Linked DNA regions of Homo sapiens: region 2 is linked to region 1. Evidence: chromatin loops called from intact Hi-C (ENCODE). Cell type or tissue: A673. All regions are shown on one strand. Links, peaks and the distances in the headings refer to the core of each region. The heading gives the core; the rest is flanking DNA. Region 1 overlaps LOC105371302 (a long non-coding RNA gene). Region 2 holds the start of CDH8 (cadherin 8).

Region 1 (15,920 bases), core at 6,810-14,809:
CTCTAACTGTAACTCATTATAACATGGACCATGCCAGCCTCCATTTCTTGCATATTTTCAACATCGTAGTCCAACAGTAAAAAAACTTGGCTCCCACCATCAGACATCAATTTACTTAATTGTTCAATTATAGCATTTATGTACAGTGATTTCAGAATTGTTAACCCCTACTCCAATGGAAACAGCTATATCAACTCAAGTACAGTGTTTATGCACAGTTCTTCAGTTCCTTTGGCTTTAGTCTTACAGATCCCACTCACTTAAAAATCACTTAGGCCAGCACCTTTTCCAACCACTCACTTTAGTGAGGTTTCACATACATATTTCATTCAACTAGACATTTTTGTCACATTCTGCATTTTACCTTACAATCCTCTGCCCACCTAAATGTTTTTTTTTTTTTTTTTGTCAGAGTCTTGCTCTGCCTCCCAGGCTGGAGTGCAGTGGTGCGATCTCAGCTCACAGCAAGCTCCGCCTCCTGGGTTCACGCCATTCTCCTGCCTCAGCCTCCCAAGTGGCTGGGACTACAGGCGCCCGCCACCACGCCTAGCTAATTTTTTTGTATTTTTAGTAGAGACGGGGTTTCACTGTGTTAGCCAGGATGGTCTCGATCTCCTGACCTCGTGATCCGCCCGCGTCGGCCTCCCAAAGTGCTGGGATTACAGGCGTGAGCCACCGCGCCCGGCCTAAATGATTTTTTAAACTGTGTAGACATCGATGATCACCCTGTGTGATGTAAAGTTCTGTACCTTTTGATAAAGCATTGTATCATGTTTTATTATTACAGTATCATATAAAATAGTTTCACCACACTACTAATCCCTTGTGCTTCACAAATTCAAAACCCTGCCCAAACCCCTGGCAAACGGTACTACGTTTACTGTCTCTAAAGTGCCACTTTTTCTTGAATGTCATATAAATTGAATTTTACAGTGAATAGCCTGTCCAAACTGGCTTCTTTCAAAATAGCAATATGCAATTAAAATTCATCCACATTTTTGTAAGTTTTGATAACTCATTCCTTTTCATCATTGAGTGTTATCTTATTATAAAAATGCACCAAAAGTTGTTTATTTATTCACCTATTGACAAATATCTTACTGCTTACAGTTTTTGGTGATTAGAGGAAAATATCCTATAAATATTTGTAAGAAGGTTTTATGTGGACATAACTTTTCGAATAACATGGACAAAGATCTATGAGTGTGATTACTGGACTGTACAGAAAACCATGCTTAATTTTGCAGGAAACTGTCAAACTATGCCCACAGTTGCCATGCCACTTTGCATTCTTACCATCAATGAGTGAGAGTTCCTATTGTTCATATCCTCAAAAGCATTGGTACTACCATTTGAATAAAGACAGCCATTCTAGTAGGTGTGCCATAACGTCATTTTAAAAAATTTGCATTTCTCTAATGAACTATGATGCTGAAAGTCTTTTCATATGCTTATTTGCCATCTTTATATTTTCTTTGGTGAGGTGCTTCTTCAGATGTTTCCCAACTTTTAACTTAGGTGTTTGTTTTCTTATTGTTGAGTATTAAAAGTTCATTGTATTCATTTGGGCCCTTAACATTTTAAACATAGATATTTAAAATCTCATCTCTGATATCTACAACAACCATATTATATCTGGGTATGGTTCTGTTGATGGCTTTGTCTCTTCAGACTGTTTTCTCTTGCCCTTGGCATGTCTTTGAATATTTTTTTGTTGAAAACTGACATATTATATGCAGTAATAGGAACTGAGGAACACAGGCTTCTAGTATTTTTATCTTCATCTAGCTAAAAGTTGAGACAAGTATGACATTTGCTATAACTGTAGGCTCCAAAGCCTTCACATTCCTCTAATGATGTTTTTTGTTTCCTATTTGCTCTGCACTTTCCTAAATACCCCTACTCAGACAAAAATCAATTTCTTGCAGCTCTTTCATCTGCAATCCACTCTTAATGTACTGGGTCTCTGTTGTTGTGGTTGTAAGGTGACAAAGATGGGAAACATTATGTAATTGTCAAATTAAATCTCCATCTTTTAGTGGAACTGTCTTTCAGCTGTGACCTTAGCAAGTATCTCAACAATGATACAATTTCTTTTCTCCCATTCACTCCCTGGCTGTAGTGTTTCCCATTTACTCTGTTGATGTTCTTACCCCTATTGACTATGTTTTTCGTTTATCTCTTTGGCAAGATAGAAAAGGTAGTGGGTGATGAAATAGAAAAATTGAATTTCGTCTATCTTGGATAAGGTTGTGACAAAAGTACCTCCTGACCTCCTGTGCAATAGTCCTTTAATATAAAGAAAGATCTGGGCATATTCATAATTTCTCTTCCTCTTCCCACCCTCCACTCCTCCACCTCTCATTGTTGAAACCATGAGGGGGACCTTTCTCAGGTTTTTCACTGTGAGAAGCTGATGAGGGCCCTGGAGGTAAAATCTACAGAAGGGTGGAACTCAAGACTGTGGCCTCAGGAGGTTCTCACCCACAGGTTAATCCACACTCACCCTACAAAAATTCATGAAAATGACCATTAAATTTTACCTACCAGTTTACGGCTTCAGGGAGCTCTGCCCAAAGTAAGCAGATTTCAACTGTTTCTCTGGATCCACCTCTATCTCCAGATTTAGGGTTGGCAATTTGCCTTGCAACCTCAGATCTCTGAAGGGTGCAAGAAAATTTGTTGATTTTTAGTTTATCCATGTTCCTCTTGTAAAATTAGGAGTAATACATAATGAGTTCTTGGTAGTTCTTGTTGAAGCCAAAACTAGAATCCTAGTTATAGTCTGGCTTTTCTACTCTACTCTATAGAGTAGGTTATCATGCATCCTATCCATTCTAATAGCTTTACTTAACTAAACTGCCCAAGTGACTCCTCAATCTATGTCTTTATTATTTTTCCACCATGTGTTCTAGTTTCTGATTATCTGTTTAAAGGTTACACATAAATGAAATCCTACAGACGTTTTTAAGTCTAATGTCAAAACTAGGTTAATCTCTTTGACTTCTTAATATTATTGTTCTTTCCAACTTTATAATTTGTATTAAACAGAATGTATTTTGCTCCTGTGACCTATGTTCTGATCTTCAGCATCATCATTGGATATGTGTTACAACATGGAGAAAGGGCCCGATTTACAAACAAGTCATGTAAACCCGTATCATTGTTGCTACAATAATCTACAGGTTATTATGGGTCCCCTATTTCTATTTCGAACTTTCTATTTTAACCTCCCATGATCTCTAGTTTTTAACTTAGAATAGCCCCTAATTAGCCCTTCTATCACTTCTATTTCTATGGCTTTCATTGTCTCTTTATTCCAATCTGTTTTCAGACAACTTGTGTGTCTATGGAGACCACCAATGATTTAAAGTAGAAGAGTGAGTGGTCAGATTGAAAGTCGAAGAGAGAGTGGTCAGAGCTTTGCAGTCAAAACTAGCATTTCATTATTCAGAAATTCAATTTTTAAAGAAAATCTCCCTTCCCCTTTGCTGCCCTTGAAGGATCTCATAACCCTAGGCACTTGATTCATATAAAACAAATTCTTTGATTATTCCATTCTTTCCATCCTCCATCTCTTTTTACATGTCTTTGCCCTTCACTTGAGCTACATCAATTTCCCACTCACAGACACAAACCCTACCTTTCTTTATGAGCAAGTTCAAATGGCTACCTGCATGAGGACATTTCTGAGCATCCATTGAAGAAAATAATTTCTACATCTTCAGATTTGTATATGTCTTAAAGCACATATTACTTTGTAAACATTTCAGTTACTAATCTTTCTTCTCCTTAGGAAGTAGGGCTTAGATGTTTCACAGATCTGTGTGATACAAAGATCTGTCTCATATACTTGTAGCATCTTGAGTGCTAGCAAAGTTCCTTGCACATTACATATACTCAAAACAATTTTGAAGGATATATAAATTATAGAATAAAATTTCACTTTTCCAAATTTAAAACTAAATTTGAAATTATATATGACAATCATTAAATACTGCATTTGAAATGAAGAAGCAATAATGAGAACAGAAACAAAATAAAACAAAACCCAGAGGATCTCCAATTGCCAAATTGCCTTCTAAATGTGGTAGTGGTGACCACGTGTCTTCGTACAAAATCAAATGTTTGAGGATCTACATTTGTAGCAGCAGTGTTGCAGAAGAGAAAGAAAAGATATATATTATTCCTGGAAATTTTATATATATATATATATATATATATCTCCATAAACTGCAAAGATATCTTTTAAAAATCTTCAAAGACCATCTCTCATTACGAAAAATACACGCAATTCTAGGGAATTCTTGGAGGACAGCAGCAATCTTGCAAATATCCTACCATGACTAAGACAATGGTCTGTGATTTTCTCATTAACTTGTCTCAACAACATTGACTTTAGGAGGGAATACCAGTGAGGTGAGGACTCTTCCTTGCCCATTTTTCGACACAGAAGTCATAAACATTTGTGCCAATATTCTCAAATAAATTTAAGGAGCTGCAGAGCCTTAATGTAGAGTCAGTTTTGAGTTCTGTTTATTCAAGTGAGGTTAACAAAACATGAAGATACTCATGGGTTTATTAAATGAGCACTTATAAGTAAGGCAACTGATTATTTTCAGTGAACTAGTCCATAGCTTTGAGGTTAGCACATGTCTTAAAACTTTTTATCCTGGTAAAATAAAATGGACTAATGAAATATAGTTAAGGAATAGAAATGGCATCATCTATACAAACTACTCTTTTTTAATGGAATTCTTCACATAGAATTTAGTCCTAAAATTGTACAAAAGATAATTAGCTTGTCAAATGAATAAATGATTTTTTCTAAAAGAAGTATATCCATATCAAAAATTTTTCATGTTTAAAAAATAGTATCTGCAAAATACGACCTTAATATTAAAAATTTAGGCAATCTTTCATAGAACAAAACCTTATAAAAGTGATATATGAAGGGCTCTCAAGGTACATCAGAAGCATCTGAAGCGAGAAGTTGTGGGAACTATGGTATAAGTGGTTACAAGAGTAAACAAAGTTGAATATTCCTGTCCCCATGACTTAGGTATAAAAGATGACTTCTAGTTCAATGCAGGGAGTATCAAAGCCTGCCAAGGCGAATGCAGATATATGAGACATTGTGAAATTGCACTCATATATTTTTCCATGCCTGTGATTATTTGCTGATTTACTGTAGTCAAACTCCGGTGCTCATTCATTTAATCACAAGTCCCTTCACAACATAATTTAAGGTGATCACTCATGAGAATCTGGGTTGTGCCAGGAGCCTGAGGAACCACAGTGAGTTAGTGCTCTTGCAGATTCCTTGAGGAGCAATGAATTTTACTCCTCAAATGGGTCCAACATAAAAATGAGGGTGGTAGCCATGCGTGCTTGCAGGTTTCCAAACACTGAGACACATTTTGGCAGAATAGATAGGATTTCTTCTCAAGATGCTCCTGGAACTAGACTCAGCAGGTTCAATGAAAACCAAGACTAGAAAGGTTCTGTGGCCAGATTATTATCAGAGGCTATCCTTCTGCCCATGTCAAGTGGCTTCATGCATCATATTCATCTGTACACAACCATGTTTTAAGAAGGTTTTAAAATAGATTCACATTCCGAAAGAAAAACCCCAACTACCTGTGAGTTTAAATAGGAAACTCATTATATAAACTCAAAACAATTTTGAAGAATATATAAATTGTAGAATAAAATGAGTGTCATTGCACTCCAGCCTGGGCAACAAGAACGAAACTCTGTCTCAAAACAGACAAAAGAAAGAAAGAAAAACAATATCCAAGAAGAAAGAATGAAATATGCTTTAAAAAAAAAAAGAAATATGCTTAGGAAATACAGAACATTATTTGGGACTTTGTAAGAGTAAGTAAAATAAGCCACAACTTATTTTCTCCAGCTTAATGGGCGTCAACTCATTAAATGAGATAAGATATGCAAAATTACTTAGTGCTCAATCATTGTTATTATTATATGATAACCTCCATAATTTTATCTTTTGCAAACATGTTTAATCATTCTGATTTCAGTGCACACAGCATAAAACATGTACTCCTCAACTGTGGTTGAACTCCACCTCCCTCTTCACCATCATGCAGCTCCCTTCTCTTTCTGTCTTCTTGCTTTCATATTGCATTTCTTTATATCTCTACAACACATTCACTTCTTCCTGATTTAGCATCTTCACATTTCCTCTGCCTAGAGCAACCCATCACCCCAGTTGTTTTCTTTGCTTAGTTAACTGCTATTTATACCTCCAATCTCAATTCATAGGCCTCTTTCTTCAGGAAGTTTTCCCTGAATCTCAAAATTTTACCAAATGCTTCATGCACTTCTTCACATCAACATGTCAGTAATTATGAAATAAGTAATTATTACATTATTATATATTTTTTTCCTTGCTAGCTCTGTAAGAAAAGATAAAATTGTGTTTTGTTTATCACCTATATTTTTAGAGTCATCATAATAACTGACGGAGTGGTTGCTTTGTAAACATTTGTTGCATTAAAGAATGACTAAAAATAGAAGTAGGTTAACTAGTTAGCAAGAGTGCTCTAAAATAATTCTAAGCCCTGACTAGAGAGATCTAACCTCATAAATTCCCAAGGCCATTAGAGGGCTCTAAAGGCAATATTAAAAAACAAAAACCTTCTATTTTGATAGAACAATTTCCTACTGTGACAATATTTAAGAGATATTTTGCATGGTAAATGCCACTCAGAAACTTTCATTTTAGCTCCATTGAAAATAATCTTGGTTCCCTGATAGGTACTTTTTCTAGCATTTTCAATGTTTGGCACCTTAATGGGCATCTGCCTATATTTTGTCAGCTCTGCTTGTCAATTTGCAGACGAATTTTTGATATATTCCATACATTTTACCTCCATTAACATTTTTCAAGTGAATGGTCTCCTTCTTATTTGCGATGACTTTGACTTCTCATTTACTCTTTCAATTTTCTTGCATAAACGCTCAGAGAAATATGTATTTTCTATTTGACAATATATTTTATCCATTTAGATAAAAATACCTTTCTATATCTCCCAAAGAAAGCACCACATTTCTTTTTATTCTGCTTTTGATTTTTTTTTTTAATCTGAAATATTTTTTGCCAAAAGCACTACAAAGAGACGTTCGTAACCCTTCTGTGGTCTGTCTTTGCTGAAATTTAACTGGACAGCTTTTTTCATTTTATGTTAGAAAGGTTGTGCTTGCCCTACGTGGGGGAACTATCCTAAAGCAATGCAATCCAGTTCACAAATTTTAGTTTCATTTTCCCCATAAGAGTGAATAGTCAGGATCTACATGTAAAATGTATATATTTGAAAATGGGAAAACAGTTGAAAAATTACCTGGAAACCAGATTGTGTGGACATAGCCTCGGGCTTCTACAAGTTGTCTTCACTGTACTGACTGGATTCTGTGTGTAATTACGAAGAAAATTTTAATAGTGTTTTCCCTTGGCCATGTTCACTGGGAAACATTTTTCCTTGATGACTCTGGGTTTTTGGAATGAATTCATGTCAAGTTATCTTGTTGGCTGCTGACTAGTATTAAAAGCTTTGCAGAAAATTATTAAGGTACTTTAGGACAAAGTTAATATATTTTCATTATGGATGATATCAAAAAATAAATATACCTTTATTTAAAAATACAAAAAAGGGAAAATAGAAATCACTCATAATCCATGAATCTGTCAATACTAATTACATCAAAATAACTATTTTTCTAAAGAATAAAGTAAATTTCCCTTCTCTTTTCTCTCACAGACCATATATGTGGTTTTATAATTTCCTTTTTTATGTAATTTTATCTTGTGAGCCTTTCCCTATATGAAATATCTTACAGAATTATGAAATAAAAATATGTTGGTGTGCCTCAAAATATCTTCAAGTTTAATGTCCCTATCCCTTACCTACCTCTGCATTATTTTCATTCAACATAATTATTTATTAAATTTAGAAGATTTTCCCTCATTATCTTTATATTCACTAGAATTCTATGAAACAAAAAGGGCTCCTTATTACCAGCATTTTTCTCCACAATTATTGAAATAAATGGCATACAAACGGTAATTTGCAGACATTGCAGAATAAGTTTCTATAAAAGCAAAGACTAACTTTCAACATTTGTCAAGTGAGGAAGGTTTCAGTACATAATAAATACAAGTAGTTACAGCTTTATAGTTTTCAAGAACATTTCTACATGTTTAAACAAGCATTGCTCATATAAGTGACACAAATTTCTAAATTTCTTAGTGCCTCTGTATAAAAAAGTAGCAGATTAAATTAATTTTAATAATATTTTAACTTAATGCACTAAAAATTCTGTTATTTCCGCATGTAGTTAATATCAAAAAATATTAATGAAACTTTTTTGTACTAAGTCTTTGAATACTGTTGTGTATTTTACCTTTATAACACATCTCAATTTGAGCTAGCCACAATTCAAGTGCTCAATAGCCACATGTCGCTAGTGGCTACCATATTAGACAGTGTACATATAAATTTTCTTGTGTGGAAAAACCAATTCAATGGAAAAAATCTGCTTCTATTTCAAAAGTAAAATTTGAAGTTTGAGAAATCAAACATTTTCTGATGTTTTCACAGTTTTCTTCTAAGCAATCGTTCTTTCTTAGTATCTAATTTTAATTGTCATCTATACCAAATGAAAGCAATACTCTTAAGCTCAGTTTCATAATATTTGATAAAAGTAATTTATCTTTAATATATAAAAATCTGATGTAGTTTTTTGGTTGCTTATAATATTACTCTTTAGATATTTATAATATTTCATAGTTATTAATAATGTAGATTGCTGCCTGATTTAGCAAATATTTTGTATTAGTAAAACCATACAGCTCTCTGGAAGGCCAAAATAAAATCCCAAAACGTTAAGTTCAAAGACAATCTAGAATCACCATGGAATTAAAAAAGATATGTTTAGATCTTCAATAAAAACTAGCCTGTCAGAAACAAATATCACTAAATATCAGTGGTTGTCTATGATTATTTTGTTAGGACTTGAAAAATTAAAGATTGGAAATGAAGGAGGAGGAAAGGTGATGCTTCTTTTTTAAATGGGGGAGAAAGAAAATATTTGAAAACAATTCTAAAAATAGTAAACTATATAATATGTTATTTTGTACTTATTAACTTCAATAGCTTGACACACACTTATCTAATTCTTAAATTTTCTTTATCAATCTTCTAATTTATAAATTATGGTTGCTTCTGTCTCACTGACAGGAAAGTTTGTGAAACTTAGTATGTCTAATGACACATTTATGCTTGTTACAAGACTGTTTACATTTCTCTGAGCTTATTTCCTTCTCTATGAAGTAGGATGATCATATTCTTGAATTCCTCATTTTTTAAATGTACATAACCTGAATCTTTACTTCTTTACTAAGTGTCTATTAGCATCTTGATTAAGGATTAAAACTAAATTAAAAATGTCCCACTTGTAGCCTCTTTTTACCTTTTATTGTTTCCTCAAATTTATGAGACATTTGCCACTATCTCTCTCTCCACTTGAATTTAGCTAAAAGGGAAATAATGATACTTTCTCCTGATACAGTGCAAGGTGCTATTTGATATGAGGATTCAATGAGAAGGTGCAATAGAAAACTCTTCTAGACATGCATAATGTTGTGCAAAGGTGAGATTTATCTTTGTAAAAAATATGTTCTGCCGTTTTAATACCAAGAAAAAGCATCTACCCTTCTGCTGTTGTCCTCAGTTTGCTTTCCATTGGGTGTTGTGAACTAGGAAGCAATGCATATATTTCACCCAAAGAGAGTGAGAAAGTGATTCCATATTCCCTGGATGAGTTTTACACTTTACAGTAGCTGACACTAAACAACTTGGCTGTATCACATGTCTTCTCAAACTGATCAGCACTCGGGTCTGATTATTCAAAAATATTCTTAGGTTGCCAAAATACCATGTCACTTTATGTCTTTCTGGGAAATAAAAATGTATGCAAGAAATTTTACACTTTTAAAATGGAAGTGAAATTCCTTTTAGACAGCTACATGGGCCAGTCTCAAGAGAAGGTTTCCAGCTTGAAAATGATGGCTCAACCATGTTCTTTATTGAAGTTGTGTCTATTTGCAAAGCCTTTTTATTTTTTTCATACTGTCTCAGTGTGCAGAAAAAACAGTGGGAACCCGAACACTCATCTGTATATGTTTACAGTATCCAATCAATTTGCATTAATAAAGATTGAAAACTAGCAAATTAATTTGTGAGGTGACTCGTTTCAGTGAGTCTTTAAACATTCTCTGGAGAGCTATTGTGAAATCACTGAATACAAGGACTATATTTAGAATGTGTGTTGAGCCTCTGAGTGCTCAACAGCAGTAATAGGTCTATTTCTGAAGTAAGGACTGCCTCCTTGTGGAATTCCACTGGGAAGAGAAACGAAAAGGTCCCTAAATAATAATGCCATATCTCAACGGTAGATCAAAGAGTGGCTCTAACATGGTCTTCATGGTTAAAGGTCTCTTCATTTATTCTTTCAATAAATATTTACTGTGCATCTATTATGTGCCTGCCTATCTTCTACATTATGGGAAAACAACAAAATCAAAATATATTATGTTCTTTTCTCTATAGAATTTATGTTCCAAGAAGTATGCAAATAAAGAAAATAATTTTCAAGAGTGAGAATTGCAAAGAAAGAAATAAACCAGGTGATGCAATAGAGTAGTAAGAGAGACTTTACATTTTTGATCGAGTTGTCAATTAAAGCTGTCCTGAGAAGATCTGAATGTTGTAAAGAAACCAGGCAATCAAATGAGAAGCTCCTGGGAAGAGTGTTACCATCAGGCCACCCATGAATTAACTGAGTTGAGAAAGCAGTTTGTGTATTTGATGATCAGATGATAGTCATTTTAGTCACGGCTTAGAGTTTGAATTTTAAATAAAAATTCAAGAGGAGGTGATTAAACATTATTTTCAGAAAAATTGATTTTATTAATATCCTTCTATCTGCTATGTGTTGAATGGTTTATGGAAAGGCAAGGGTAGGAAAGATCAATAACGTGACTGTTATAGGGGTTCAGATTGGTGACAGTGGTAGTGTGGACTGGAATAGTAGCAATGAAAGTGGAGAAGAAGGCCGGGCACAGTAGCTCATGCCTGTAATCCCAGCACTTTGGGAGGCTGAGGCAGGCGGATTACCTGAGGTCAGGAGTTCAAAACCAACCTGGCCAACATGGTGAAACCCCATCTCTACTAAAAATACAAAAATTAGCTGGATGCGGTGTCACGCACCTGTAATCCCAGCTACTCAGGAGGCTGAAGCAGGAGTATCTCTTGAACCTGGGAGGCGGAGGTTGCACTGAGATGAGATCACACCATTGCATTCCAGCCTGGGCAACAGAGTGAGACTCCGTCTCATGAAAGAAAGAAAGAAAGAAAGATAGAAAGAAAGAAAGAAAGAGGAGAAGAACAGATTATTTCAAAATATGGTTTAGGAATAGGATGTGGGGAGGTGAAGAAAGGAAGAAATAAGAGTAATTATCAGGTATTATGACTTGAGTAATTCAGTAAGTGGTGATAGCATTTATTAAGTAAGGACTGAGGGAAGAAGATACTTGAAGAACAAAAATCAAATACTTCTTTATGTTTCACTTCCTACTGGATAGCTACATTTAGAGCTCAGGAAAGAAAGTGTGCAGCAGAAATACAAGAGTTGGACATGAGTCTCGTTCATTAGAGAACAACTTTTTTTGGTACTCAGTGTTATCTGACTGCTGCTGGCAGTGTGGGTAGAATTTAGTATATGAGTTCTAAGTGACTGAAAATAAAGGCTGAACTATTTATGAGCAGTAAAAGCTTTTAGTGCAGTATGAGTCTGGTACTTTCCTGAGCACTGTACTTAAAATGAGATAGTATCTCTCCTTCCAAACAATGTATCTACTAAAATCTACTTGCAGGCAGGGACCACATGTCTATCATATACTGATGACATGCCAAAATCTGGCTCAGGACCTGAGACATCACAGTTACTCAGCAGGTATTCAGGGAATAAATTATGTGAACATGGGCCAAGCTCAGACAGTGATGTTTGCATCATAATTTTTCCTTTTCCTGGAGAAAAATGTTGGATTGAAATGCAGCGAAACTAACTTAAGTATTTGTCATCCTCCTTTTCATCTTATGTCTAAGATTATTTGAAGGAACACCAAAGAATCTGTAAAATAAATAAATAAGAGGGCTACTGCTGGTCACCAAGTAGTATTGCCAAAAGCTATTCTCCTGGCCTGGTGAGCTTTATGTTTCCTGAACACTGCTAGGATGAGAACAGCTGGTTAGATTTGTGCTTTCTTCAGTATGCCTCTCTTTAAAAGAAGAACTCCCAGATATTGTTGATTTCTGCCAAGAGACCCCTGGATATTTCAGTTTTCTCATTGTGATTGGTCTTTAGAAAACAAAGTTAAAGATGGGTCTTTTGTTAGTTTGTTTTTGTTTTTTGCTTTTATACTGGTTCCCTCAAAACACTGTTCGCTTAATGCAATGGCACTGACTAGTTTCAGGGAACATTGGAAAGTCTCTTTTCATTCTAGTTTATGGGCTTGTTTTATATGTATATTATCATACTGCATTTTTCAGCAAAAAAAAGCATCCCCTGAATTGATCAACAGTCACGTTATTCACCCACATGCAGCTGGTTTTTTGCTCTTTCCAAAGATTATGAAGTTAACTACTCTTCATTAGAGAGGGTGTTTATTTTAAAGGTCATAGACTCAAAAGACAGCTGCACAGATCCCTAACATGTGCAATTTGTTCACCTATAAAGGGGTGAGGTTTGCACACCATGGATGTTCAATAGTCATTCAACATTAATGTAAATTTCCAGAGCCCCTAAGAACTTACCTCGGGCCATCAACTGTGTCTGCCCTTAACTATCACCTAGAAGAGACTGAAATTTTTCAGAAACTGTCTCAAACATCTTTTGAGAGAAATACTGAAATAAGTATGCATCATCTAGTGACATTACTTGAGGTAATGAGCACACTTTGAATATACTCATTCTGGAGTTTTATTTTTTAAGGGCACTTATTTTGTTATTTATTTTTTCACTTAAAATATTTATTGAGTGCTTAGTAAATGCAGGCACTAAGCAAGGAGAATCTTGAGAACTCCAATGTTTACAGCACCTTCTTTGCTGCAACTCCCACTCTGAATATAATAGAATATGCTCATTATTCCCCTTCCTTAAAAGAACAAGTTGTGTTTCTATTATTACTATTAGCAGTAGAGTCTTACATAAAGAATGCATTAAAAATCACACCCAAATACAACTGCTGACAGTCTGTGACAATCTAATTGCATTTCTGCCATCCCAGAGAAGCTATTTGTTGTCACTTATAATGATGCCATAAATTAACAATCAACTGGAAAGAGACAGTTTTAAATACAACCTCTTCACAATTTAAAGCAGGTCTTTGGTACTAAACACATTATCAGGATCGCTAAGTGTTCCTAGAAAGCAAATGTATTTCTCCTTCTCACTTTATACCACATGCTATTAACAAGAGGGGAATTGCAAGGCAGCCTGGGCTCCGCAGAAGCACCCACAGTGAGAAAGTGCTGGGTGGCATGATTTGCACTCTCTCGGTGTTGCTGATCACCCCCTCTGTATCTGAAGTGGAAGAGGAAGCCTAGGAAGAGTTATAAAAGGAGCAGCTCAAAAATTATTCTTTTGCACCTTTTAAGTAATGCGCTACAGGGCTGTAGCTAAGAACATGGACTTCTGAAGGTGTGTCAGTTTGACTCCAACCTGTCACTTTCTAGAGCTGCATGGTTCAATCGGAAAATCAGTAGTCATGTGTGGATATTTAAATTTAAATTAATTAAAATTAAATAAAATTTATAAGAGTGAGTTTCACAGTCACGCTCATTATATTTCCAGTGCTCAGATACAGAACATTTCCATTATCACAAAGTTCCATTGAACAACGCTGTTCTGCCGTCATCATTTTCATTTCCATGGCTAACATTCTACCTAGTTCAACCCATCTTCATTACCCACATTTGCTAGATCAGTCATCTCTCTTCTTCTACATTTGCCTTTCTATAGTTTCTACCTAACTCAGAAGCCGTTGTCATTTTGAAACTTAAAGGCAAGGTGGGAGGATCACTTGAGGCCAAGAGTTGGAAGCTGCAGTGAGCCATGATCATTCTACTGTACTCCAGCCTGGGTGGCAAAGTGAGACAAGAAAAAAAGAAAGAAGAAAAGGAAGAAAGGAAGAGAGAGAGAGAGAGAAAGAAAGAAAGAGAGAGAGAGAAAGAAAGAAAGAAAGAAAGAAAGAAAGAAGAAAGAAAGAAAGAAAGAAAGAAAGAAAGAAAGAAAGAAAGAAAGAAAGAAAGAAAGAAAGGAAAGAAAAGAAAGAAAAGAAAGAAAGGAAGGAAGAAAAAGAGGGAGGGAAGCAGGGAAGGAGGGAAGGAAGGAAGGAAGGAAGGAAGGGAGGAAGACATTTAAATCCGACCGTGATATCTTTCTCTATAGTTTCTCTTTATATTCGAGTAAAATCCAGGTTCATTACTATGGTCTCCAAACTTTATATATATGAGTCATAACATCATATTCTATCATTCCACATCTCGCCCTCACTCCCTTTTCCCATTTACTACTTTCAAGTCACCGTGGCTTCATTCTGGTCTTTGAATGCTGCAAGGATGGTCTTTCTTTGGAAGTTTTGGTCTATATATTTTCATCACTGGAAATCTTCTTCCCATTTAACATCACAGGACTTACTTCTGTTCAATCAAATTTCAAATTAAGTTTAATTTCTCCTGGAAGACCTTAAATGACCACTTGCTTATATTCTATCATTTCAATTTCTTTTTATAGACTTTACCATTACCATTAATTTTGATTTCTCACTTTTTTTGTTTATTGTTTGCCTTTATCCATTGTAATATGATCTCTGTAAATGCAGGGGTCTTGTATCTTTTGTTCTATGCTGAACCCTCAGTGCCTAGCAAATTGTTTGACACAGATGAATGTTCAGTAAATAATTTGAAATGGCATAATACAACAGGTAAAATTGAGCACGTTATTGTACTTCCCAGAGCCACTGTAAATTTTAGATTGATTAGCTTATTTAATCTTCACGCTTTCCCTCTGAAGAATGTACTAATAATACCTTTATTTTCCAGATGAAGAAAGTGCTTAAGCAACATTTAGCGCCATTTATAATTTTAATAAATGGCAGTGCATAATGAGTTTTCTAAACCCTCTAGCCAGTATTGCTTTTGGAAACTTTGTGAAACATAAAATGTGGCAATTGTTAAAGAATCAGAAATGACATGAACATTAGAAGTAACCTTATTAACATCTCCTTCATCTCCTTGCAGTGAATTACCCACACCTGGCTTCTGCCTCATATGTTCCATACAAAATTATATCTACATGGTTCCTGCTGTCAAATACCTGCCTCAGGTAAGATCTGGGTTCAACAGTCCAAGGCCAGCTACATTAATATTGAAGCCTATTCACAAGAGAAAGTTGAATGTTGAGGTTCAAATCAAAATGTCAAGTAAATAATTCTATAGGGATAACAACATGAAGTGAGAAATTGGACTAAATTATCTAAGAATCTCTCCTTGTAAATTTTTAATTCTACCTGATTTTGCAGAAGTACTCTGCTTATGTTAAGTATGTTACTTCGACTCTGAGCTACTGAACACTTCATGTGCATTAGTTTATATGCACAACTATGAGGTAACTAAGCTAAATACATAAACCCCAAGACACATCTAAATATTTACAATAGCAAAAATACCCTATGCTTGACTATTTACATAAATGAGACAGCAAGGAGACCCCAGAAAGTCTTACTAAGGATAAAACATAAATATATTGAGGATTAATAGTCTATATATCTAATT
Region 2 (15,920 bases), core at 4,247-12,246, 600 kb before region 1:
CTGGTGCATACATGACAAATAGGTTGTATTATAAAGTGATATGGGAGAGATAAGCAGAAGTCTAATTGGGATTTAGAGAAGCAAAATACATTTCCCTTCACAGTTTCTTCATCTGACAAATCAGGGAGTTATTAGAGACAATGAATGGGACAACATATGTAAATCAGTCTCTATAGTGCCTGGCAAGATATTAAGCCCTCGATGTTAAGAATACCAATTACAACTGCTAGTGCCATTTATTATCATTTTCTATTCCAGAAAAGTGATTATGTGCCTTATGTAATTTGGGGGCAGAAAACAATCCAGTGAAAAATAAGGTGTTCCCTGCTTGGACACAATGAGATTGTTTTGGGGAAGAAAGCCAGAATACTATTATGCAAAATGGAGAAATGAGAAAAAATTCATTAGGTTTCCTAATTTGGACAAGTCATGTACTTCGGCTTTTCTCTGCTTTGGGATAATGTAGGAGTCAGTCTTACATACCTCCATTTTAAATGAGTTATGGTTTCTGTTTGGGTTTCTTATCAGAAAAGACCAGTGAAAGTTTCAGTACATTAGAGCATATGAGAGCACTTTTTGTTTTTCTTATGTTGTGGTCTTCCTCTGATTTCCTAATAATCTTCGCTTCAAAAATCTACAGCACATGTGATCTGCTTGGAAAAAAGCTTTGGGGCTACCTTAGTGAGCTAGACTCTAGGGTACTAAAATAATTCAACCAAGACAAGACATATTATTAGACTGAACAGAGACTAGGTGATGAGAGCCAAGGTAATCTCACCAGAAACTAGATCAGAAAGTAGATCTTCTCTAGACAACATTAATTTGGATCAGAGTACCTGAACTACATTTTGTTTTGTTTTCTCTAGTCTTTTAACTTTACATGTTGAAGACTACTCAGGTTATTAGCTTAATAATTTTTCCCATGTGCAGGGACATGTGCCATGCCTACATCCTTTAAAGACCAATGACCTGTGCTCTGGTTTTCTTTTGTTCAAGAGCTCGCTCTGTAACCTTAGGCTCAGAAGTCAAAAGCCTTACCCAGCTTTTTTTCTGTAAAATGAAGAGATTGAACTAGACGATTTCTAAGGGCCCTTTGGGCTCTAAAAGCATGTAACTGTATAAAATTGAAGTAATAATATATCGTCTTCTCACCTCACAAGATTATGGCAAGGATCACATAGGAGAGCTGATGTGCTTGAACATACATAAAGGGATATACAAACCTAAATAGCAATAGCAGAACTGTGACTTAACCTTGGACTCTAGCAGTAAGGAGGTTAACAAGACTTTAGATGTCATTTGGTTTCATTATTTCCAAATGGTCTCCAGAATGATGCTTGTAATGTTGAATCAAATTACCTTTTTTGCTTTCTAAAAAAAATACACATTATTTTGGAGAGTTTAATTTAATTGGTTAGCCATGGAATCTGGGATCTATATTTACAAAATCACTTGCAATTAAAGATTCAGATTCTCTTTGTAAACACAGAATGTTTAGCTTCTTTTTCATTGCAACTTATGAATCCATTCTATAGTGAGGTATTGCATTATTTAAAAGTAGGTTATAATAGTCACTTATTAGTAGTTTAATATTGAGAGGCAGTGCTGGACAACAATTGAAGTTGGAAAACATGGGTTTAAATTATACTCTTTGACTTATTAACTGTGTAACCTTGAACAAATCACTTAACTTCTCTGAGCCTCAGTTTTCTCCTATTTTAAAGGATACAAACGATAGCCACCATCTATAGTGCTTTAATAATTAAAGAGATACTGCATGAGAAGAAAGTAATGAAATATGTCATGTTAGCTTGCCTTTCTCCTTTCTTGCCCTTCAAAGTATTGTAGCTATGAGGATATTAATAAAACACAATGCTGCATAATAATCACATCACTATAATAGTAATCTCCAAGTTATATAACAGGTGTCTAGATATCTTACCATCTGAACAGATGCCAATACATAAATTTGTTTACAGGTATCTCCTTTCTCAGAGACTAAGAGTTTAGCGGGTGGCATCTGGGTGAGTAAAAATACCTTCTGTTATTGTTAGTTTGTTTTAAAATTTAGGAAGATATGCCCAAATGTATGTCTTGCAGAAATTTTGCCTTACTATTTAACTATATTTATCCATACACAGACATGTTTGCAAAAACAAGTGTATTTTTCTTCTGCAAATATCCTTTTCCATTTTCTACCATTCCAAATCTCTTAAGTAAATCCACTATTTACAATACAGCTGTTTTAACGACATGTTTATGAAAATACAGATCCTGATCACAGTTTCCCTATGGACTACCAAAGAGAATTTGAAACCCCGTTAGTAGTTGCAAGATGAAAGTCAAGTTCAAATGTGTATCGAATTGTATCTAAGGAACTGAAATTGTTTTATAAACCTCAGTTAGACCTCACACCACCCCCCTGAGGATGGAAAGAAGTATTATGCACTCTTATGGAGACACAAACTTAAAATCCATTGAAAGTTTAATCACTTTGCATCAAAAGCCTTATAGCTGGTCCGTGGTGGAGTGAGGAACAAAACAGAATTTCTTCCTAGGGAGCAACTTACCTTCTTTTATTTGCCTGATTACTAGAGTGTATGAAACTTCTGGAAAATTATGATGAATGTTCAAAAGAAACCCCTGAGAAAGGATTAGCATTTGTTTCTCAGTTTAGAGAATGAGTGATTAGTTTTTCATGCAAAAGCAACAGCACCTTTTTTGTTTTGCTAAACACTTAGGTGGAAATGACCCCTTTGAGGAAGGAGAAAAGAAGAGCAGAGCAATTCAGGAATTAGGATAGCAATTGGTAGAATATTTCTCTTTCTTTCTTCTTTCCTCCTCCTTGTACATAGCAACATGCACAGATATTGCACGCTAGAGGGCACTTGAGGTAGAAGAAAAAAAGCTTCGGCATCCATTCTAACAGGACTAGTTGCCTATGCAGGCGGGAGACGGCAACCTAAAAGCAGTGCCCTGATTTCCACATGGCAGCATCTTTAGCAAAAGAACAAACAAAAATCCTTAGTATTATCCAGCTTTGACTAATAAAAGAAGCCTGTTCACATTCTCAATAATTAATTTCCCTTCAATATCTTGTAACATTTGTCCGCTGCATATACATGTGGTCTTCTCTCTAATAAGCATCTTGATAACTAATCACAACTATAAATTCCATTTTGCACATATTAAGATAATTGTTTTCCCTTCACCTCCCCTCCTCCATACATCTGTATTCCCCTATATATCTGCAATGGCACATTAGTATAAGTGTGCAAATATCAAATAATGGTAATCTTCTAAGCCAAACTTAAAATTAATTAAATGTAATTATTATATTTTAGTATGAAATACACTCTGTTATACCAAAGTAGTAGTATTTTAGGGAGTGGGGTACCTTTTTTACTCCTCTTTCTTCTTTTTTTATTCTTACTCTTTTTTCTTCTTTCTTCTTTTTACTTGGAACACATTGGGAACTATTTTTAATTTTTTCCTCCTTTTTTCTCCTAAGTTAAACAAGAGTGGTCTAGAATCTTAATCTAGTTGCTATTCTCCTACAGAAGAAAAAAAAAGATAGAGAAAAACCCAAACACTAATATGCTAAGTGTGTAGTCCACAAAACCTGGACTGGCTTATTTGATAGCTTTGTATCAGTCCTCTTAAATCTATTTACTACCCCACCCGCCGCCCGTCCGACCAAGTTTCTGTTCAGAAGCTGAATTGAAGCTTATCTCTTTTCTAGTACCTGGGAAGATGGAAGATAATGCCATTTTGAAAACCTTCTCCAAAATGCTCTCAGCACAGATGTGGTTTTCAGAAAGTGTTTACACCTCCATTTACTGAAAGTATAATGACAAACTCAAGATTAGTAATTATAGTCAATATTCAGAGATGCAGGCCTAATTTCAGGGACAGCTAAAACCAGCAAGCCAAGAAATGTAGAGCATCACAACTCTGAATAGCAAGCTCAATGATGATTTTATGTCAAGAATTCATAACTACTTCTAAAGAAATCAATTTAGTTTTTCAAATCCCATACTAAACATTAGTGAGGTACTCAGACGATAAATTTAGTGTGCTTACATTTTTATTCTTCTTTTCAAATCTTGTTTTTTAAGATAGTATTTTGTCTTAAAACAGAATATTCTGGGACAAAAACAGTAAATATTAACACAATACACTATTTTATTTTTTTCCTTCTCATCTTTATACATGTCACAAGAGAAAGAAATTGCCTAAAGCAGTGTTCTCAGATGTTAGCAGGTAACAGAATCTCCTAGCACATTTGTTAAAACCCAGATTTCTGAGCCCCACTCAGATTCAGGGTCAAAGAATTTGCATTTCTAACAAATTTCCAGAAAATATTGAGGCAGGAGCTCGTCCACGGATTGCAGGTTGAAAACCACTCGTCTAAAGGAATCTCCAGAATTGCTCACATTGGTTTAATGAGAGCACCATAATAACTTCTCATAATCTTAGTAAGAGAATGGTTTAAAGCAAATTCATAAACAAAAAAGCTGTCCTAAATTTACTTAAACATTTACAAACTTCTCAAAACTTCTTCTTTTTTATTTTATTTTTTTTTTTTTTGAGACGGAGTCTCACTTTGTTGCCCAGGCTGGAGTGGCTCACTGCAAGTTCCGCCTTCCAGGTTCACGCCATTCTCCTGCCTCATCCTCCCGAGTAGCTGGGACTACAGGCGCCCGCCACTACGCCCGGCTAATTTTTGTATTTTTAGTAGAGACGGGGTTTCACCTTGTTAGCCAGGATGGTCTCGGTCTCCTGACCTGTGATCCGCCCACCTCTGCCTCCCAAAGTGCTAGGATTACAGGTGTGAGCCACCATGCCCAGCCCCAAAACTTCTCTCTTAATGTTTTAATTCTTATGACTTACGCTTCAATATTGGAATCCAAAATAAAATTTAAGTTTCTTAAGCTTAATGCCAGAGTTGTTACATATTACTTACCCTTGCCCCATACCCCAAATAAAGGGCATGGTTTCAGATATCTTCATCCTAATGAAACACAGGAAAGGGACCCTTCATTTCTGGAAAAATATTACATGGTAATTTGAGTTGTCATTTTTCATATGTCATATTCTTGAGATTTTATTTTAAATGATAATACCTGGCACCATAGATATCACATTACAAGCAATCCAATAAATCTAAAGGTTACCAGTAATCATAATATGGTAAATACATTTTGTTTTTAGTTTGTTTTAATTTTTAATTCTATCTTGATGAATGAAAACGACGAAAGATTGCATTTTAACGCAGCAAATAATAGTTATGTTCCATTCTGTCATCTCCTGCTCCAACCAGAGAAGCTGGAGACTTCCTAACACTGTCTCCCTCTTCTTGAGCTCTGTTTCCTATGAACCATCTGATTCCCCACTCTGCAACTAGCTGGGCACTTGGTTTACTGTGTCCCTTGGTCAAAATTACGACAAACATTCCAGCCATAGTGAAAAAATAAAAGTGTATTTTACTACATGGAGTCCCTCTCCATCTCATTCACTCTCTACAGTAGACTCCCCTGCAAAACTGCCTGCCTGTCACCGAGACCCAGGCTAGAGACATCCTGCCTCATTCTACTTTTTGCATTAGTCAGCCAAGGTTATTCTGAATGCAATCTTCTCTCCCTCCCCCCAACTCCTTCTCCAATTATACTCCTGCCCTATCAGATAATTCCTCACCCTTCCTCCCCCGCAATGCTCCACAACACATGCAATTTCACTTGCCATTCTAAAAAGCCTATGTACCACAGTCCTCTTCCCGCTGGAAGGCTGTAACCCTGGAGAGGATGTTGAAAAGAAAACACTTTCTTAAGGGGGTAGGCTTTCACCATTGTGACATTACACTGCATCTTATTAAGAGTGGGTGGAATTGTTAAAGAGATAAATGCCTTGTCTTTCAGCATCCCTGATTATTTTAGAAATATCCTTATAGGGCTTTCTAACATTATCCTAATCCTCTATCACACTGCTTAATCATCCAAACCTCTCTTAAGAATTAGTCAGGAAATTCCTATTGTAACGCTTTGAGCAGATATTAGCAGGTATAGACAGGTTACCCTGAATTCCAGAGGACCAAAATTCAGGGAAGACAATGTATATAACTGCTGTAAGAGTAAATATGGACAAGATGAGTCAAAGCAAACTCTTCTTAACCCTAGATACCCAAAGCCATTGGATTCTGGCTCTCTTTAAAAGCCATTGGATTCTGACTATCTTTACTATGTCAGCATAGTTTGTTAAGAAAATGAGATTTGAGGATATTGTCTAACAATCTGGCTTTTTTTTTTTTTTTTGAGACAAGTTTGTTACTTGTGACAATCCCCAGCTTTCAGTAGCACATGAGTTTTTTTGAGTTTTCATAGATGTAAGAAGTTACCCCAAGGAACGGTTCAAATTATTTGTTCAAGTGAAAATGAATATCTGAAATTAAGCACAACCCAAAATGTGATCTATTTCTTTGTCCACTTGGGACTGTCTGGTCTAGCAGCAGTTATAATTTGATTGAGCCTTGACTGCTGCTCCTTTTTCCAAGACAGAATTAGCCAATTCCAATACCCTGTAAGCAGACACAGTCTGAGAAGAGAACAAACAGTTACTTAGTGACTGCCTGGGGGAAAAAAAATACCACTTGGTTCTCTTCACCTCTCCCTCTCTGAAATAATCCACTAAGTTTCTTGCCTATGACAGCTAGAACATGAAACAATCAGATATTAGAGCTACAGCCAATACTCTTTTTCACATTTCACAATGGGTTGTCAGATGCAGCACACAAAAAAATGTCAAATTTGCATAAATATCATAAGCATGTTGTGCCTATTTTCTCATTCTGTTCACTCTTTCTCATTAATTTGAGTGAGACAGTACAAGCTCTACAGACTGTGCGTCTTGTCCCCTGCACCTTTTTCCCCCTTCTGTTCTTGCTCTGTCCCCAGATGGTAAAATCCACCCTCAGGCTCACGTCTAGTGCACACAGGGAAGGGACTAAATCGGGATCTCCTGTGGAGGGGAGGGTTTTTTTTTTTAAGGTAAGAATTTATTTGTCTTATATTTATCTAATTTTATTAGAAGATGATGACTGTGGCATCGTCTACATGTTAGCCCCAGTGTTGAAAAAGAAAAGAAATCTGGACCTCCTGATTCATGGTCCCTTTTACCCCAGGGTGGCCATTTCTCAAGATCTGAGCGCAGCCCATCAGAAGACTTGAAGTGACCACAGACAGGGCAGGTCTTGGTGGAGGCAGGAGAACCGCAAGGATGGTATCTGAGAGGATATGACAAGATCAGGGCACATTGAGAAGACCTAGAAATTCCTCCCCTATTTCCCAAGCAAGTTCTGCTTTGCCTGCCCTCCTCCCCACAACCAACTACTGCGCGCCCCTCCTGGCTGCCACTCTGCTGTCCCTCATCCCATTTTCCCAAAGGAGCACGGGGACATCAGGAATGCGCTCCATCACAGAACCGCGACACACAGCCTCTACATAGCGTCTGAGTTGCAGGCAGGGGTCTCACAATCACCCTATTCTGTACGCAAGAGGCCCTTGGAATAAAGAGGAGGTAAGCTGCCCACGCTCAACCCTTTGCCCTGTCGCGTCCTCTTCCTCCTACGGAAAATAGCTGCGGGTCACTGAGACGCTTTTCAACATAACGCCAGCCCCAGAGCTCAGGTGAGACCTCTAGAGAGAAAGCTCGCAGGTACCTCATCCGCATGCTGTTATTATCTGCCAGCCCACTTATCCAGGAGCTCGGTCCTCAGCGGGCTGCGCGCACCGCGCGGAAGGGCGCATCTTCACCTCGTGGCTCTGGCGGCAGAGACGCGCGGGGCTTGCTCGGGAGCGAGGAGCGAAAAGTTGTGCGCCCACTTGGGTAGGGGGAAAGAGAGCGATCGAGCCAGCGCGGGAGAGCGAAGGGGGAAGGCGGGGAGGGGGCGGGGAGGGGGGACTGCTTACATGAATTTCCAAGTGGTAGACCTGCCTCTGCGCTCTGCCCAATGAGATCCGTCAGGGGAGGCACCCGGCTCACTTTTCCACATCACTTCACAGTTACATTTGGCAGGCAGGCGGGCTCGCACGCCGGAGCGCTCAGCCCAGAATTAGTGGATTTATTTGGAATCTCCCTGCCTCCTCCAAGCTCCGCCGCCGCCGCCGGCTTGTGCATAGACGGTAGCGTCAAGACACCAGCTGCACTTTGGGTTGCGGACACCCAGAGCCCAGCGCGCCCGCCCTGCGTCTCCGCACCAAGCCCTGTAGCTCCGAGAGGCATGAACGGAATCCGGAGGCGCCTGCCTAGCGAGCGAGGACCGGTCGGCGCTTGCCGCCCTCGGGAGCTAACCCCGAGCACCTCCAGCCATTTGTGAACCTGGAGGCTTGACATTCGCCAGCGCAGGGCCCCACAAGAGTAAGTGTTCCCCTAACCCACCCCCGTTTTCCTCTATGTTCCGACTATCCAGAAGGGACCGTTTCTTATAGGAATTCCCATGCCCCTTCGGACACCTTGCGCGCCTCCTGCCCCTCAGATGGTGGATGAGGGTTCTTAGCATAGGCTCTGGGCTAAGCTGTGTCTTTCGCGATATCCGTGGGTGATAACGTACGTACGCCTCAAGGTTTTGCCTGACTGTTTTTGCAAACTGCTTTGACAACAGATCCTAGAGAGTAGCAAGCTCCAGGCTGTGCCCCTCCAGTTTTCCTGCCGGTTTCCTTCCCTGCGGCGACTTGGCTATTTCGCCGCTTCCCAACGCAGGCAGGCGCGGCTGCAGCCGCGCGCCTTCACTGCGGGGTCCGTGCGGTGAATGGGAAGCACCTGCAGCCCGCTGTGCGGAGGGTGCAAGCCAGGGAAAAAAGGAGGCGAGGGGGCCCGAGTGGTCTATGGCTGGTTTTCTGCACCGCCTCATCTCCGAGGCGAGGGAGGGCGACCCCCGCGGCAGGGCTGCGGGCCAAGGCTCAGCTGCGAAAGCCCCAGCGCGAGGCTTTCCCACAAGTGGCAGCTCCAGCTCTGGGAGGTGCGGTGCCCGCTACAAACTTGCCGGGCTCCGGAGTCGCCCTGCGGCTCTGCCCTCGCCAAGACGCTGCCCAGCACCCCTGCAGGACCCCCAGGCAGTGTCTCCCCGCAACTCGAGATTGCGTGCACGGAGGCCCCCTTAAGCCGGGGACTCCGTAGCCGCTCTCCTAGGGACAGCTGAGCCCAGACCTGCGCTTTCTGTGGTCTGGCCGCTTCTCATCCGGGAACCTTTGAGGGGCTGGTCGCGCCCCTCGCAGGATCGGAGGGAAAAAGGCTCTTGCCTAGGTTCTGCCAGTACGTAAGAGGTTCATAAGGGACCTACTCCGGTTCTCCCAGGATCCAGCCAAGGCTGGGAAACGGTAAAAAAACGTGCTGCCGCCAACGCTGATGCCAACAGGTATCCACAATTTCCTCCGCTTATTCCTCCCAAACACCAGAGCCTTCCCCCACCCAGTCTGGCAGAATCCTCAAAGTTTCCTTGCGGTTGACCCTTCCCCCGCAGGCACGGAGCCGGCGGCATGTCAAGGACTAGCCGTTTGCCTCCACCAGCGGAGATGGCAGCTGTTTGCTTGGGTTGCTAAATGTAAGAAATCAAACCACATTAATTGTTTATTGTTGCAAACGCACAATATTAGTCCGTAATGGAAAATCGGGCTGGCAGCTGCTCACTTCAGCACCAATTAAACGATAGAGCTTATCACCAAGACAGCGGGAGGGAGGAAAGGTCCTTTCAACTTTACCACCCTTTCCTGAAGATTCCACAAGAGTTTCCTCCTTAGGAGGCATGATTCGACAATCCCTTAGCGCGCCCGAGCTGCTAATCAGATCAGCTGCTTTCTTTCACCTGGCGTCATGATATCTGGGGGCTGACAATGGGAACGAGGGGACGCTAGGGAAGGTAAGCGAGAGTACTGTCCTCTCGCATCCGGTACCATCGCAAAGCAGATCCGAGGGATGGGGGCTGGCTTTTGAAGCGCCTGTTCTCTTTACAACACTCCTGACAGCCATCTCAATGGTTAAAAACCCTCCTTGGGCTGTCACCTCAGGCTTTATTATAGGAGCTTTTCAACTGGAAAACTATATGTGGGAAAGATGTTTATGTAAGATTCGAAAGTGGGATTTTCCATCCATTCAGCCTCGCTGCTGCACCTCACTGCATGCAAAGTGAGCCCTGTCGTTCATGCTAAATACCAGTAAAATCCCTGCCTAGATATTGCTTTGCATCAGCTGTGTCCAGTGTTGCAGGGATTTCTTCGTGTGCGTGTGTGTGTGTGTGTGTGTGTGTGTTTGAGAGAGAGATATATATATGAGGTGGGGGCTGGGAGTGGGATTCTTCTACAGAGAGAAGTGGTACCTTTGAAGGATGTTCTCTTAGGGTTACATTCTTTTTCCCTTAAAGGGAGTTCTCCATAATCATCATGTCCAGACATGTTTTTCCACTTCCCCGAGCTCTGTGGCTGGAATAAATTCTAGAGCTATCCCCCTTATTAAATAATAATTCTGATAATAATATTCTGTAATTCTGCTTTAGCAGATTTGAAGCTCGCTGTCACATAGTCATTTCATGCTGGAGCAGTCACAGTATTTTAAATCGCCTTTGATTTTTTTTTTTCTGGACTCTGAAGAAGGCGAGGAGTTGAGGAAAATCCCTCTGAAAACAGAGAGGGGAGTCTTTCCAGCAACTCCGGGGACTGCTTCATTCAGAGCCCTTCCGTGGCAGTTCACCTTCCTCATTCTGATCCCCACACTCCCCAAGTGAATGTCAAGTTATCCCCTGACCATCGCAAATAGGCCAAATGTTTTAGAGACACTGGCTAATGTGCTCTGAAACTTGTGCTGTAATGCTGTCATTCAAACTTTTTAATCTATTCTCCCTGCAAATTGGTTCTTACATTACTAATTATTATTACTGTTAGAAATCAGTGCTTCTGCTTTATCATTTACAGTCTCTTAAAGCCTTCAAGATGGGTAAATCTCTACATTCAAGACTCTGTAACATTTCTTGGCTGCATTTCTGGTGTGTAGGATGCATTTCTTGAGTTCTTGAAGCTGCATGAATTTAGCTAAAAGAACAGAAAATTTGATAGCAGTCTTCACTAGAATAGCAGTTCCATTTGCCTGCTGTAGACATGTCAACTCTGAAGGGAAGGAATTCCTTACACTGGAAAACAACTTTATTTGGGTATTATGTAGAACTGTGGTCAACACAGTATTCATTTATAGCAATCCCTCAATTAGCACTGAACACAATTTAAGTAGCCAATGGCAGCATGATCGATGTAAAACAAAACAAACAAACAGCCCAGGAATGCTCAGCTGGATGGAGAAGACCACTTGAGAAGGCATTTGTAAAGACTGATGTGAATGTACTCAAAGGTCTGATACTGCTTGTTAGTCAGGAGGAACAGATTGTTGGAACAAAGCACAGAAACTCCAAAGAATGAGAATATAATGATTCTATTCAAGAAATTGTACCTCTGGGCTTTGCTTTCCAGGTTCCTTTCATTGTTTATTGGTGGGGAAAAAGAACATGCACATATTAAAAAGTTCAAACCCACACTTCAACAGCTGTTCAGAAAACGTCATCAATGTAGGTAAATTAATGCTTTAAAGAAAAAAATGACAATCTTTGTTATTTTTCTACTCAAGGTGGCACACCTCACGGCTTTATCAACATTCCAATTTGAGCAGATTTTCCATGCAAAACCAAAGGCTTTCAAGGGGTAAAGTGACATTCAATTCGTATTTCCAACCACACTTTTCTGGTCCATCCGCAAACTTTTGTGTCTGGCAAATCAAGGGACAAGCATAATCGGAGAAGCCTTTCTATTAGAGGTGCAATTTAAGGTCCGAAGACTTCTTTTTGAAAATATTCTGCTCAGTGGTGCTGCTGAAACTGGTTTCAGTCATTTTATATTTGTTACAAAGTTATTCAGTGTAGCTGGTGGAGAAAAACAATTTTCTTTTTGTTTTCAGCGCTATTGGCATTCACAGAGGAAATGGTCTAACTTTGCTTTTTAATTAAGAAAAACGTCCTAACTTTGGTGTGTTATACACTTCTCAGGGTGGGAGGGTGTAGATAAACCAATGATAATTCTTGTTGCTCTGTATTATGTACACACACACACGCACGCAAATAACACACACACATATACACAGCATGCTTCTTGAAAATGTGCCCAGATAACGAACTCATTTATTGGCTCAAGTCTGAGATTTTTATCATGTTCCCTTTGCCATTTCATCTGCCTTAGATTATTTGATTTGCCTTTCTGGCTACTCTGATTTGTATATTGATCAGTCTTTCAAAAAATGTTATCTGTGGCGCTGGGAATTCCCCTCCAGTATCTAATACACGTATGTTTATGAAATAGAACAATTTTTTGATGGACAAAGGCCATCATCCGATTTAGCAGGGCTTAATTAACCAAAGGGCTATTAGTGCTTTCTCAATTCATTCTTACAGAAAATTGTGATGCGAATCTATTTCTGCTGAACTGTTTGTTCCTGTCTCTGGAAGCTGCTTTAGATGTAACCATGAAGAGAAAATTAGTTGAACCTGGCAACTTCAAAAGGTCAGAAAAGAAATAAGTTCAAGGGATGCCATTTAGCTGCTTCTACCATATGTTGCCGCTAACTAAATCTCTGTTGCTTCATGGCAAAGCACCGGGGCCAATACTGTTTCTTTTTCTTATCAAGTTTTAAGCTTTATTTCCTGGGTTTTAAATGTCATGTGCTATTTCCTATCATAAACAATATCCATCCTCTTGCTTGGATGTCTTGTGTGTGTGTGTGTGTGTGTTTGTGGGTGTGTGTGTTTAAGTTCTCTTAGTAGGTAGAAGTATATAGATGTGATTTTCTGTATCTCTTTGGAAAGTATCATAAATGAATACCATTTATATTTGGAACCTTCAAACAGTTTTCTTTCTCTGCCTCCACTGCCAAAGACAATTGCAAATGCTAGAACGATGGATGGTTCAGGGCTAAGCACAGAGTTAGTGCTCAGTAAATATTTATTTTATGCGATAAGAAATTAGCAAAGACCCTGCACCCTACACTAGCATATTTTCATTAAAAGAAAGAGATACAATCATATCCAAAGTTCAATATTTTGACTTATCTACCACAATTTTCTCTGCAGAAATTTCATAAGTCCTCCTAAGTCTATTTTTAGTCACAGCTTTTCTCATTTTTTCAAATCAATCTTACTCATGTTCCACAAAGCATATTTTTGTTCTCTCACAATCATCTTTTAAATGATATGGGAATATAAAAAATGACATAATTCAGCTTTGTAAAAATGAGAATGCCTCCAAGACTAGACTTGCATCAAAGAATGCTATTAAACTATATTTGATGCAAAGTTATATTTTATTGGCAAAAAAATGCACTAATTGTGGAGTTGCTGCATGGGTGACTCAATGTCTGTACATTGTTGAGAATGTATAAAAAATAATTAAGGATTAATTTACTTCCTCTCTCCTTCCTGCCCTCCTTCTTTTTCTTTCATATATTTTTGTATTTGAATTGAACAGTTCACCTTACCCTCATGTGAATTGCAACTATGGGTGTTTTCAAAGACAATTCCATACTCTTCTGTATTAATCAGCAGGATACCTGGCCCTCACATATAGACACAGGGAAAAATAGTGTGCCATGATAAGGTACTTTTGTGGATGTGTTTATTGATATTTTAGGCATGTTGAAGATATTACAAAGGAATATTAAATGGAATCCCCTTACTCTTTTTTATGTACATCAAGTGAAAATATTACAGTATATTTATAGTTCATTTGCAGTCAGAACAATATTTTCCATGTCTTTTTCTCTCTAGATAGATTAATGAATAAAATATGATTATTTGATTCTAGATGTGACATAAATGATACAAAATAAGTAGATGGAGGAATGGTATAAATATCACAAGGAAATTATTTCCTTTTTATGTAAGAAGATTCATCTCCAAAATTTGATTTATAAAGTACGAAGGCACATTTTCTTCTTTATTAGTCTGTTGCTGGTTGAGCTTTATAAACAGAATTCACATTTGTGTCTAACTATTCCCATCTTCAACATGGGGATGCTCAGAAAAATGAAAAAAAAACAAAAAACAATTCATACTTATTTTTATCAGAGGGTTAAAACACATATCTTCTCTTGCCTTTGAGTGTCACTAAACTATAGTAGCTGAAGATTGTATACGTATTTTGGAATCTGCATAAGCAACTCCCTTAATTTTCATAAATTATACATTCTGGGTCATAACTCAATAGTATTTTTGTCAAATAATTGCTTGCTGTCTATCTGACTGTCTACTCATCCATCACCTGTGTCTGTAGTTCACGTTAAGTGTCAGTGAGTGGTTATTAAGCTATAAAGTTTTAGAAGCATGAAAGAGTGACAGTAAGGTGCACTTGTAAGCATGGTTACTACACAGTGTAATCTAATTGGCAGAATCTGGATGACTTATACTAGGATCGTTGGCTGCATTTCAATTTCAGTATAAGAGACTCTGAAGCCCCCATTATGGGATGTAAGTGATTTTAACCATTTCCACATTTCTTAAGTGAGAAGAGAAATCTAATTTCTGTCATCAATGCTAAAGTTTCTTGAAATAAATAGAAAAAGTTAGTTGCAATCTCTGACGAGCATTATCTTCTCTGAGCTCCCTTCTAAGTAGTATATAGCTATCACCTTGGATTCATCTTGGAATTAGTAGAGACTTTCCACTTGTGCTGTCCTCACAGGAATGTAGATGATTATGAAGTGCAATGGAATTTATCTTGTAAAAGATATGTACCAGGCAATGTTTTTTAATGAGCGGCTACAGTTTGATTGAAAGAGAATAGCTCACTCATGAACAGGTAGTGCTTGTACTCTGTCCTCTCGGCAGAAAATAGTCATGGACAATGTCATGTCTTCTATGGGAAGGAAAGATGTGGTTCGTTCTGGACAGTAAAAATGCAGCCCTTCTGAGGCTTAATAAAACTACTCGAAGTCATTGCTTTAATTGTATGTTAGTTGTGGAGAGGGAAAGCTATTTCTAAAATGCTATTTTATTTATACCCACCCTGGTTCATGCCATTTTTGTTTTACAAATCAAGAGTTTAAAAAAGTTACTTTACTTATTACCTGTCTACACAGAACATTGGAATTTTCCCCACTGAAGTACATACACAGCAAGAGATTGCAATAAAATAATTTTTAAAAATCAGTAAATATTTTCGGTTAAGCACTCGAAACATCCAATAAATAGTTACTACAATAGCTACATTGACAAAGACTTTAAATTACCTTATTTATTTCTTCCTTAATCTTTCAAAGTAGGTAGTATTAAACACAGAGCATCAGTTTCTTCACCTGCCACAAATAAGATAAACGTGCCCAGGTGACTTATTTCATGAACGATAGAGCTGTGATTCAGACTACTTCTATCTGACTCTAGAGTCAATGCTCTAAACAGCTATCTCATGGGGCTTTCCACAGTTCGGCTGAATTACAAGGTTGATAAGAAGAAGGTTGATTCTGATTGATTGCTATGATTTAAAGGACCTGCACGAAATGTTGTCACTCAGTAGGTCTCTGGCTGTTAAATTCTGAACATGTGATCTAAAGACTGCAAAGGGCGTGACTTCAAAGAAGGAGGGATTTAGATTAGACTCGAGAAATGACTTTCTGGCCACCACTGTGTCTGTAACTGGCAAGGGAGTTGTGGGACTGATACTCGTTTTTTTTTTTTTAGGATGATCTTGATACTGGTTTGCCTTTAAAAAGCCCAACAGAAGAAAATTACTCTCAATATCTTAACTAAACTGATGATTCCAAGAAAGTTTTCTAAGTAAAGGTCTGGTTCTAGAACACTAGAGAAGAGATCTTATTTTGACTTTATTGTCTTTGTCACTGGCTTA

The links. A loop is a pair of places that touch in the nucleus more often than their neighbours do. Peaks named below come from ENCODE experiments on the same cell type or tissue, not always from the same donor. Only the 100,000 strongest peaks of a DNase experiment are listed, where the experiment ranks them.
Region 2: it touches region 1 in a loop (4-fold over the local background); 6 of 110 quality-filtered maps call a loop at or near these places.

Annotation. Positions count from the first base shown.
Region 1 is chr16:61,427,068-61,442,987 of GRCh38, reverse strand. The region is part of intron 1 of LOC105371302 (a long non-coding RNA gene); the gene reads right to left. Among named protein-coding and RNA genes, the nearest start is that of CDH8-AS1, 480 kb to the left of the region's middle. In A673, for the core only: a CTCF peak has its summit at 10,416 (motif pointing left); a DNase peak (open chromatin) is centred at 10,327.
Region 2 is chr16:62,028,572-62,044,491 of GRCh38, reverse strand. CDH8 (cadherin 8) reads left to right here and starts at 8,054. Exons shown (of 12, transcript NM_001796.5): 1 at 8,054-8,412. It overlaps LOC124903777 (a long non-coding RNA gene), which reads right to left and starts at 7,902. Exons shown (of 2, transcript XR_007065217.1): 1 at 7,715-7,902; 2 at 7,059-7,279. RefSeq lists an enhancer at 9,752-10,253. In A673, for the core only: no CTCF peak of the experiment used is centred there; DNase peaks (open chromatin) are centred at 5,711, 8,051, 8,591 and 9,241; H3K4me3 peaks cover 6,195 bases; H3K27ac peaks cover 1,875 bases.